Regions from separate parts of the Homo sapiens genome. Here region 1 is linked to region 2. Evidence: chromatin contacts called from ENCODE Hi-C or POLR2A ChIA-PET data. All regions are on one chromosome and are shown on one strand. The core of a region is the stretch at or near the end of the contact, and the rest is flanking DNA. Distances in the headings are between cores, read along the strand shown.

Region 1 (3,647 bases), core at 1-2,500, 250 kb after region 2:
ATAAGGTGGGGGAAAGGGGAGAGGCAAGGTGACAGGAGGGCTGGGCTGAGGGAGCCAAGGGCTAGACCCTCCCCTAACCCCTGTGTGTCCCCTCCTATTACAGCCCAAAGATCCCTGTGCAGCTCCGATTTTATTCGCATCCTTGTGATCTTCTCTGGAATGTTCCTTGTTTTCACCCTGGCCGGGGCCCTGTTCCTCCATCAACGAAGGAAATATAGATCAAGTAAGAGACAGAACACAGGCCTCCGGTCCTGCCCCTGCACCACACCCCACTGGCTCAACCCCACTGCCCACGCCTGGAATCTCACTGAAACCCACCAGCTCCACTTCACCAGCCTTGGTCCTACCCCTTCTCTCCCCTTAGCTGGCGTGCTCCTGACACCCCTCCCCCAAGCGCACCCGCCTCTACCCATCTCCTTCTCCCGTCTCCCCCTGCCCCCACTGCTGGCCAAGACTCATCGGATCTCCTTCTGCAGACAAAGGAGAAAGTCCTGTGGAGCCTGCAGAGCCTTGTCATTACAGCTGCCCCAGGGAGGAGGAGGGCAGCACCATCCCCATCCAGGAGGATTACCGAAAACCGGAGCCTGCCTGCTCCCCCTGAGCCAGCACCTGCGGGAGCTGCACTACAGCCCTGGCCTCCACCCCCACCCCGCCGACCATCCAAGGGAGAGTGAGACCTGGCAGCCACAACTGCAGTCCCATCCTCTTGTCAGGGCCCTTTCCTGTGTACACGTGACAGAGTGCCTTTTCGAGACTGGCAGGGACGAGGACAAATATGGATGAGGTGGAGAGTGGGAAGCAGGAGCCCAGCCAGCTGCGCCTGCGCTGCAGGAGGGCGGGGGCTCTGGTTGTAAAACACACTTCCTGCTGCGAAAGACCCACATGCTACAAGACGGGCAAAATAAAGTGACAGATGACCACCCTGCAGCTCTCCAGCTTCCTCTCTGAAATCCCAGTCCCAAAATCCAGTTTCCTGGCCGCCTCCTGGCTCAGGTCAGGATCTGGCAGAGGAGGTTTCTCAGCCGGTTATGTTGGGGCCTGCTTAAGGGCGGGGGTGAGAAAGGTCCCCAGGCTACTGTGGATCCTGTGTCTGACTTCAGATCCCCTTTTCCCACAGTTATAGCTCCACTTTTTTGGGACAGGTGGGGAGCAAAAGGGTGCAGAGGTCAGGTCTTGAAATCACCAGGGGATTTCCGGGTGAGGTGGGTGGTGAGAAAGGAAACAGCAAGCAGGGCTCTGGCAGCTGCTGCAGACGGCTTCACACAGGGACGCGGGCTGCCATCTTGCTCTAAGTGAAAGTGAAAGAAAAGTCGGCAGCAGAGGGAACAGGGAAGAAACCTAAAGGCTGCAGGCTGCCAGGTGTGCTTGGAGAGCCCCCTTCTTCCGCCGGGCCTCGCAAGCAGCGTAGGACTGTGGAGAAGGGCGGTGGGCAAGGAGGGAACTCGAGAGCAGCCTCCATGGGCACACAGGAGGGCTGGTGCCTGCTGCTCTGCCTGGCTCTATCTGGAGCAGCAGAAACCAGTGAGTCTGGGAGTCGGGGAGAGCTGGCTGGGAGAAGAGCTACTGAAGCCCCAGGGTGCCACCCTCCCCGAGATTCCAGAAGAGCAAAGGGGCCGGGGATGACCCCATCGCCTTCTAAGCCCAACAGGGGAAAGGCTCAGCGGCTGGCAAAGGAAGGAACCAATAGTGTGTGTGGAGGGAGGGTGGGGACTCCACAGGGAAAATGCTAAAGAGGGGCTGCCTCTGTGGCTGTGGTCAGGAGCCACTGTCCTACAGAGAGGGCACTGGCCTGGGAGCTGACACTTCAGAAGAGGAAAGGACTCCCCAGGTGAGGAAATCACTTGGAAGGTGACCTTGAAGGCGGGGGAGGGGAAGGCTACCCGAAATGGGAGAAAGCAGTGCAGGCTGTCAGTGCCCCAGCAACAGTAACTGTCCAGTCTCCTCTCTCTGCGGTGGCACTTGCTTGTTTTCTGAGAATTCCTTTGACTGAAAAGATAGTCTTTTATTCAACAGTTGGAAATGCAAGCATAAACTCCTCTGAGCAAGGCAAATCCAGGACTTTAACTCTCACCAAGAAGTATTTGCCTGGACTAGCAGGTGCTCTCCAGAAAGCTGGTTTGGGGATGACGGGAGAATAGAGGGACACAGAAACAGCTAGGATCTTGGATGGCAACTTTTACCCTTTGATGACTCCACAGCTTGAGGGCGGGGGCAGGAAGCAAGTGTGGAGTAGCTTTCTGGGGAAGGCGGTGCTCACCCCAGCCTTTGTCTGCAGAGCCCCACCCAGCAGAGGGGCAGTGGCGGGCAGTGGACGTGGTCCTAGACTGCTTCCTGGCGAAGGACGGTGCGCACCGTGGAGCTCTCGCCAGCAGTGAGGACAGGGCAAGGGCCTCCCTTGTGCTGAAGCAGGTGCCAGTGCTGGACGATGGCTCCCTGGAGGACTTCACCGATTTCCAAGGGGGCACACTGGCCCAAGATGACCCACCTATTATCTTTGAGGCCTCAGGTAAAAGCCTTCCACCTGTGTCCTTGGTCCTCCCGGGCTCCCTCCACCAGGACAGCCCAGGTCCCGATTACAGCCACACATACTGCCTCCCGTTGGCCCTGGTGTTCTCACGCTAATTTGCCCTCTGTGTGTGCCCTGCTTCTCCCCAGTGGACCTGGTCCAGATTCCCCAGGCCGAGGCCTTGCTCCATGCTGACTGCAGTGGGAAGGAGGTGACCTGTGAGATCTCCCGCTACTTTCTCCAGATGACAGAGACCACTGTTAAGACAGCAGCTTGGTTCATGGCCAACATGCAGGTCTCTGGAGGGGGACCTAGCATCTCCTTGGTGATGAAGACTCCCAGGGTCACCAAGAATGAGGCGCTCTGGCACCCGACGCTGAACTTGCCACTGAGCCCCCAGGGGACTGTGCGAACTGCAGGTAAGAAAATGAAAAGCAAGGCCAGGTGTGGTGGCTCACGCCTGTAATTCCAGAATTTTGGGATACCGAGGTCGGTGGATCACCTGAGGTCAGGAGTTTGAGATCAGCCTGGTCAACACGGTGAAACCCCGTCTCTACTAATACCAAAATTAGCCGGGCATGGTGGCGGGTGCCTGTAATCCCAGCTACGAGGGAGGCTGAGGCAGGAGAATCGCTTGAACCCGGAAGGCAGAGGTTGCGGTGAGCCGAGATCACACCATGGCACTTCAGCCTGGGCAACAAGAGCGAAACTCCATCTCAAAAAAAAAAAAGAAAAGAAAAGAAAAGCAAGTCACAGAAAGTTTTGCTTTTCTAAAGTGGTAAGATATGGGGCACAGAAGAAGAAAGGGAACAAATCCACCTCCATCCACACTGGTCACCTCAGGGCACCCCTAGGCCTTGGTCCTTTCTTCCTAAAAACCCCTGAGTCAGGCCAGGTGCGAAGGCCCATGCCTGTAATCCCAGCACTTTGGGAGGCCAAGGCAGGTGGATCACCTGAGGTCAGGAGTTCAAGACCAGCCTGGCCAACATGGTGAAACCCCCTCTCTACTAAAATACAGAAATTAGCCGGGCATGATGGCAGGTGCCTGTAATCCCAGCTACTCAGGAGACTGAGACGGGAGAATCACTTGAACCTGAGAGACGGTGGTTGCAGTGAGCCGAGATTGCGCCACTGCACTCCA
Region 2 (7,527 bases), core at 2,382-4,881:
TGCAAGCTCTGCCTCCCGGGTTCACGCCATTCTCCTGCCTCAGCCTCCTGAGTAGCTGGGACTACAGGCGCCCGCCGCCACGCCCGGCTAATTTTTTTGTATTTTTAGTAGAGACGAGGTTTCACCGTGTTAGCCAGGATGGTCTTGATCTCCTGACCTCATGATCCTCCCGCGTCGGCCTCCTAAAGTGCTTGGATCACAGGTGTGAGTCACAGCGCCCAACAAGAAGTGCATAGCTTTTTTTGTTTTTTCTTTTTGAGACGGAGTCTCACTCTGTCGCCAGGCTAGAGTGCTGTGGCGCGATCTCGGCTCACTGCAACCTCCAACTCCCTGGTTCAAGGGATTCTCCTGCCTCTGCCTCCCGAGTAGCTGGGATTATAGGTATGCGCCACCATGCCTGGCTAATTTTTGTATTTTTAGTAGAGATGCGGTTTCACTATGTTGGCCAGGATGGTCTCGATCTCCTCACCTCGTGATCCGCCCACCTTGGCCTCCCAAAGTGCTGGGATTACAGGCGTGAGCCACTGCGCCCGGCCGAGAAGTGCATAGCTTTTTAAAAAATCTTTGTAGCTATCTTATTTAGGAATGGGAGGCAGGTTTGCCTGTGGCAGTTCCCAGCTTGATTTTTTCCTTTGGCTTATTGATTTTGGGGTCCTAAGATTTATTTTCCTTTCACAATACTCTTGTACAGGTGAGGAGACTGAGGCCCAGAGAGGAGGCTGCCTGCCTAACATAGACCAAAGGGTCAGAACCAAGAGTAGAACTCAGACCCCCTCACTTCAGGCCCAATGCTCTCATCACATAAAAAGGATGCCTTGATTATACGAATGTGGCACTGAACTATATAGGCTGACCCCAATTCTTTCTTCAGTGTAAACAATAATAGGAATAGGAGCAACAGGCAGCGTTTCTGCAGCGCTTCTGTGGCAGGCAGGTTCTAAGGCCTCCCTGTGGATTTCCTCTGTCAACACTCACGTTTACCCTAATAAGTAATTTCTATTATAAACTTAAATATTTACTGAACTCCTCCCACCAGTACTTGTTAACTTGGGAGAAGGGGGAGATGCAATAAAATCTTTCTTTTCCTAAGACCTGTCTCCCAAGATAGATGGACGCAGGCCCAAAAGGGCACAATGGAACACTGACTGTTTTCCGGCCTCCTTCCCACCCTCCAGGGTGCTTCACACTCCTCCCCTGTGCTGGAATCATCCTGGACACTGGTTAGGATGTGTAAAGTCAAGCATCACCAAAATTCCTCTGCTTGTCCTCTTGGCATTAGGCTCAGTTTAGGCCCTGCCTCTCCTTCCTTGTCCTCCTTCCTCCCCATGTACCACTATCGGTTGTTTCCCCAGTGCAGCCAGCTGCCCGCTTCTGTGTCTTTGCATATCCAGTTCCCTCTTGGAATTCCCTCCTCCGCATTGACTACTGACTCCACCTTCCCAAGTCAAGTCAGCTGCTGCAATGTCCCCTGCTCTGGGGAGCCTCTCGGACTCAGATTGACGTGGGGATGTGCCCTGTGCCCCTACTTGTTACTAGCTTCTGCTGCTCTGCCTCTGATCTCTCCCTCCCCTTCCCGGCCTGACACCTCATGGGGTTTTGCCCTGCCTTCTCTAGGCTTTATCCCATTGCCCCGCCTTCATTCATTCTTCTCTCACCTGAACTACTCCACAGCCTCCTAGCAGATTTGCACCTGGTCCTCAGCTCAACTTTCATCTACCACTGCTCCCCTCATATTACCTGATTGCGTCTCCCCAAATACAACATCTCCATGTTCCATGCAATCCCGTAAAGCACTGAGCCAAGGACTGGAGATGCCAACAATGGTCCTGGTCCTCAAGGGGCTTCCTACCTGCCCCTCCGGCCTTCCCCCACCCAACTACCTAAAACACAGGCAGAGAACCTCTGAAAACACAGCAGATCCAACCATTCCCCTGCTTGAACCTTTCGGTGGCCCCTAATGCTCAGAGTGCAAAGTCCAGGAGCACAAGGCTCTTTCTCACCTTCCCACAAACTACCCCGTGACTCCAGGCTCCAGCCCAGAGCCCGGACAGCCCCTGCCCCAGCCTTTGCCCAGGATTCTCCCTTGGCGGCAACTTTCCCTGTGGTTCTGCAGCATCATCTCCCAGTCTGGGTCAGAGGCCTCTCCTTAGCCTCTTAGCCCCCAAGCCTCTCCCCGTAACTGCACCTATCACCCTCAAACCATTGTCTGGCTGCCTGTCTCCTCCCACACTGGTCCCTGAGCAGAAACAAGGACTAATCCATGTTTTTCAGCTCCTACCCCTAATGAAATACCCTAATAGATACTGAAAAATGTTTTTGAACCAATGAGACAAGTCTACTGATAATAAACAGGCAAATAACAGCAATGTGCTAACAGTGGCTGTTTCTGGTGAGCAGAATTTTGAGGTCTGTTCCTTTCACTTCTTGGTATTTCGGTTGTTTCTGTAATGACTGTATCTTGCTTTTGTAATCATAAAGGACAGTAAAGGAAACTTCATTTTGAAAATAATACAAAGGGATTCGGGGACTTCAAAAGAAGGTGACTCTCCTCGTCCACTCCAGAGAATCAGGAAAGGAGTGTTTAAAGACCCACAGAATTCCTACAAGTGACGTTGGGGGGGGGCCAGCCAGCCAGGGCGCATGCCGGCCAGCGAGTGGGGTGGGCTCTGGGTCCGGGAGAAGTCAGATCAGTGCTCTGTACAGGGCCTTGAGGGCAAGACGAGGAATTTCGACTTAGGTCCTTGAATCTGGAGAGCTACAGAAAGTTTGTGAGCTCAGGAGAAGCGCTCCGAGCTCGGCATCTGGAGCAGTTCAAGGCAGCAGCGAGCAAGTCCAAAGACGCAGGAGGGAGGGTGGGGTGGAGGAGTAGAGAGAAAACAGAAGCCGTCTACAGACCCTTTTTCCCTCTGGGGCAACTAAACCTCAAGTGCAGGAAGCGCTTGGGGACTGCCCAGCCCTCAGCTGTGTTATTATTCGGTGATAGGTATTTGCTAATTACTTCCAAAAGCCTCCCATCTGTCATCCCACCCAGACTGCGCGCTTCTAATTCCTCCTACCCCACATGCTGTGCCCAATGAAAAGTATGGTCAGCGAGCGAAGGTTTGCAAGGAGACAGACGAGGGCGAAATTAAGCCAGGCGGCTTCCCTTTAAATCCTCGCAAAGCAGAAGGGCCCCTCACTCTGGCAGCAGGCCTTGGCCAAGGGGCCTTTAGCCCTGACGACCCGGGGAAGAGTCTCCCAAAGCAGAACGCCCGGTCCGGCGCCCAGACCAAACGCGGGGGAACCGGAAGGGCGAGGCCTCCACGTAAGTCCGCGGTAAAAGTGGCAGGGAGTGGCTGCCTGCAAAGACCCCAAGACGGCTTGAAGAAGGAGTGGGTGGCGGGTGGGGGTTAGGGCGACTAGGCGGGGAAACAGGGAGAGGGTCGGGCTCCGCGGGGCAGCTGGGGCCGGGGCTCGCCGACCTGGGCGGGGGCGGGGGGCGGGGGGGGTGCGGCCCGGGCGGGGCCGGTGGGGCGGGAGGCGTGGCCGGCGGGGGGAGTGGGGGCGGCTTTTCCCGGCACATGCGCACCGCAGCGGGTCGCGCGCCCTAAGGAGTGGCACTTTTTAAAAGTGCAGCCGGAGACCAGCCTACAGCCGCCTGCATCTGTATCCAGCGCCAGGTCCCGCCAGTCCCAGCTGCGCGCGCCCCCCAGTCCCGCACCCGTTCGGCCCAGGCTAAGTTAGCCCTCACCATGCCGGTCAAAGGAGGCACCAAGTGCATCAAATACCTGCTGTTCGGATTTAACTTCATCTTCTGGGTGAGTGAGCGCGACTGCCGCGCGCTCCTCTCAGGGCCCACCTGTTCGCGGGCCCCGGACACTGGCCGCGGCCGCGAGTGCCGGCAGCTGGCACTGCCCGCACCGGGCAGGCACCGGGCGGGAAGAGAGAGCGCCCTGCGGCTGCCAGCTGGCTCCAAGGCCGGGTCCAGAGCCGGGCGGGACGGCCGCGACGGGCGCATTCGGGTGGGGGCTCATCACCGCCCAGCCGGCGTGGGGAGCCGGGCCCTCTTGAGATGAGGCGTGCGGGAGGGTCCTGAGCACTTTAGCTCGCCTAGGATTTGAGCTGGGGTGTGTGTCTGCTCCCAGCTCAAGTCCCTCCGAGTGCCAGAGAGGAAGGCAGGGAGAAGCGGAGCACCCCTCTTTGGGCCAAGGCCAAGGAGGACTGTGGTGAGCAGTATGGCTTGTGACCGGGTGGGGTCTCCCAGGTAGTAGGGGGCGCCAGGAAGGGAGGGTGCGGGCACGGCGAGAGCTCAGCCAAGAGCGGCTCTCACTTTTACGCAGGAGCGGCAGGGGTGCCTCGGCCGCGGGTCCGGCCCCGGGACCCAGTCCCTGAGAGTCGGGGGCCCCTCCACCCTTGAGGAGGAACCTCGCAGGCCCCCGTTCCCTCAGACTTTGATTCTGAGCCACCGTGAGAGCGCCGAACTCCCTGGTAGCTCCCTGAAAGACTAGCTTGTCTTGATTTCTTTCAAGGACGATAAGTATCTTCACTGGAGAGAACTCAGAGTTCGGGAGAGGAGGGGGCAGATACCTATCTGCGCCTCTAGTGGGATGAGTCCTGTGTGTGCATTTCCGGGAGAGATCAGGTGCCAGCCAGCTGCCCGCCCAGGAGAGCCTTGGCCTTGCCCTCTCCCCTCCCCGCCAGCCCAGGCGGCCCACCCAAGGCCAGGCAGGGCGCAGAGCGGACGTTCATCTGGAGAGGCCAGCGGGGCCAGGAGCTCCAGAGACACCTGCTGCAGGCCACTCAGCCTCTACAAATGGGAAGGCTGAGAGGCGACAGAAGCAAGGAATAGGAAACCCTTGTGTCCTTGTTTCTATAGCCACATTCCCTGCACACACATGACAATACTTGCCGCTCTGCAGGCAGGAAGAGAGTCTCTATGCCACTCTCAAGATAGATGGATGTAGAAACAGGTGCATGCCACCAGAGTCTTGTAACAAAAAAGTGCACTTGGCCAGGCACAGTGGCTCATGCCTGTAATCCCAGCACTTTGGGAGGCTGAGGCAGGAGGATCGCTTTCATCCAGGTTCAAGACCAGCCTGGGTAACATAGTGAGACCCCCATCTCCACAAAAAAATAAAAAATTAGCTGGGCGTGTTGGCATGCACCTGTGATCGCAGCTACTCAGGAGGCTGAGATGAGAGGATGGCATGAGCCTGGGAGGTCAAGGCTGCGGTGAGTCATGATTGCACCACTGCACTTAGCCTGGGTGACCTAGTGAGCCCTGTCTCAAAAAAAGTAGAAAAGAAACAAATGCACTTATTCCCCCTGGAGCTGGTCACTGAGGTCCCCACAAGCCTCCTTAGGGAAATCTTCTAAGATTCACTCCTCCCCAGAGCTGAAGGGGTGGTTGAACAGTTTTTCCAATTTGCAGAGACTGACTTCCCCCAGTGCATCAGTCACCATAACACACACCCCAGTGAGGACGGCATATAGGTGTGCTCCTTCCCAACCCTTGACTTGCTTTAAAAAGACCCTGCTGGCCGTGGGCACCCCTCCTCCTGTGTTGCCACCCACCCCAGCAACCACCCAGCTGCCACGCTTAGCTTCTTTCTTTCACCAATCCCTGGCAGCAGAAAAGTATGCGGGAAGGCAGCTGGCCTCACCCACCCTTGAACTTTGGGAGTTTTCCTCTCCCCTCCCAGGTACAGTCTCTCCCGGCTGGTGTGTTGGTTAGTCCTCAGCTGTCTGCCTAGACTGCATCCAGGTTTGGGACTGCAGGGAAACACAGACTGCCACAGTGTGCCTCCCTACCCCCATCTGCCCCATGGCATATGCAGGAAGCTGATGCGAGGCTCACAGGGCCACTGGTATCTACTCTGTCTGTGGCCTGCTGGCCTGCAATCTGTCCGTACTGTCCTCAGCCTGCCACCCCACTCGTATTCAGAACCCCCTATGCCTGGCCCCAGCCTAGGTGCAGCTGATGACCTATGTAGTCTGAAACAGAAATCACTCACACTGGAAATGTTTGGAATGACTTTTGAAGATCATGCAGTCCAGCTCTCTTATTCATAGTGAGGCAGCAGAGGAAGAGAGATGGGGTGATTTACCCAGGATCGCAGAGACAGAGCCAGTATTACAATTCCTGGGGCCCCTACTTTACTTCTGTCCTCTTCCATCTTCATCAGAGGCAGGAAGATGGGCAGTAGCTATGTTTTCCTGAATTACTGTTCATTTGTCCTGTATCTGGGTCCCTGTGGAGATGAAGCCCTCATCCCTAGGAGATGATGTAATGAAAAGGAAGACTGTGGTCGGTCCACTTGTGCAGAGTGTTAGTCTTTAGAGCCTTTCTTGTTCTAGTCCCATGATGTAGCCAAGAGCAGGAAGCATTGTCCCCACTGTACTGATGATCAGGAAACCATTTCCCAGAGAGGTTAGGTGACTTATCCAAGGTGATGCGGCAGGGTGGTCTCAGAACTAGGTTACTTTACCCAACTGGTTTTGGCTGCTGAGTGGGAATGGGAGAAGGGTGGGAAGAAGCTCCCAAGACTCCCTTAAGGAAAGGTGTAACCTAAGGGAACTGCTTGGGTGATTATGTTGTCACCACGTCCGTTTCTCTCTTGAGACCAGACATTTATAAACTTGGCATTCGGAACCTGATGTGGGCCTTGAAAAGCAGGAATTGTGAGGCCAGTGCCCAGCAGCACTTTGCACAGAGGCTGCTGAGAGGGGGTGTCCAACAGGCATCCAGAGAGAGGCCAACCTCAGTGGAGTAGGATGGTTATTGGGGGGCTGTGCCTCTTCCCTGGCCTGATCTCATCCCTGTGGGTCACTCCCTGATGGCCACAGCCAAACCAGCAAATCAGTCTGTTCTTCCACCACCTCCAGAACCGGCCCTCCTAGCTCTATTTTGATTGTTTCTACATTTCCTTCAGACCTCCCTGCCCGCCTGCCCACCCCCCAAAAAACAGTTGAGAGGGAAAACATCTTGCTGATGTCCATGTGGTAGACACACAAGTATTTCTCCAGCTGAAATGGGGAACCAGGGTTAGGGCCAGTCCAGTCTGACACATGCATGTCTGCCCTCTTTCTGGTCAGAGAAGGGGAGGAACTCCTTAGGGCAAAAGAGGGAAAGGTTTGGCTATACTGACAGAGCCCAATCCCCTCCCCACCTCCCTCAGCCCCTTTGCTTACTGTCTCTCATGCCTCGCTCACTGATGGAAACAGCAGTGTGGGGCTGGGAGGTCTCTTTCCCAAGAAACCATATCCCCTAGACCTAGGGGAGGCTGGTGCGAAACACAGAGACCTACACTGGGAATTCAGAGACCTGGATGTGAGCCCAGCTCTGTCCTCAACTCACTTTGAAACCTTGGGTTGGTCACTTCTGTGCTCTAAGCCTCAGTTTCCTCATCTGTAAAACAATAGCTTGGAACAAATGGTCTCAAAAGGTCCTTTCAAGCTCAGTCTATGAACCCAACACCCCTACACATACCACATACAACAATAGAACTCTCCTACACAACCCAAAATAGGAACCAATATTGGGTACGA

The links. Hi-C counts contacts between places; a loop is a spot of excess contacts on that map. ChIA-PET counts read pairs that join two places held with the same protein, here RNA polymerase II (POLR2A). Pooled maps may share reads with other maps.
Region 1: a loop to region 2 is called in a pooled map, with 3 times the contacts of the local background. The contact joins the promoter of TAPBPL here to the promoter of CD9 in region 2. A Hi-C loop is called at or near these places in 6 of 168 maps with a recorded cell type or tissue (IMR-90, MCF 10A, PC-9 and 3 more), 2 of 37 single-sample maps with no recorded cell type and 22 of 50 pooled maps. POLR2A ChIA-PET finds 5 or more read pairs at or near these places in 6 of 52 experiments (AG04449, GM12878, H1 and 3 more).

What each region holds. Positions count from the first base shown.
Region 1 is chr12:6,450,792-6,454,438 of GRCh38, forward strand. It overlaps TAPBPL (TAP binding protein like), which reads left to right and starts at 1,251. Exons shown (of 7, transcript NM_018009.5): 1 at 1,251-1,521; 2 at 2,276-2,506; 3 at 2,656-2,925. The coding sequence starts at 1,458. CD27 (CD27 molecule) reads left to right here. Exons shown (of 6, transcript NM_001242.5): 5 at 104-223; 6 at 477-922. The coding sequence ends at 601. CD27-AS1 (CD27 antisense RNA 1) reads right to left here and starts at 726. Exons shown (of 6, transcript NR_015382.2): 1 at 1-726. RefSeq lists enhancers at 61-270, 361-520, 951-1,550.
Region 2 is chr12:6,196,769-6,204,295 of GRCh38, forward strand. It overlaps CD9 (CD9 molecule), which reads left to right and starts at 3,632. Exons shown (of 8, transcript NM_001769.4): 1 at 3,632-3,797. The coding sequence starts at 3,732. RefSeq lists enhancers at 2,504-3,116, 3,117-3,728, 4,955-5,567, 5,568-6,179.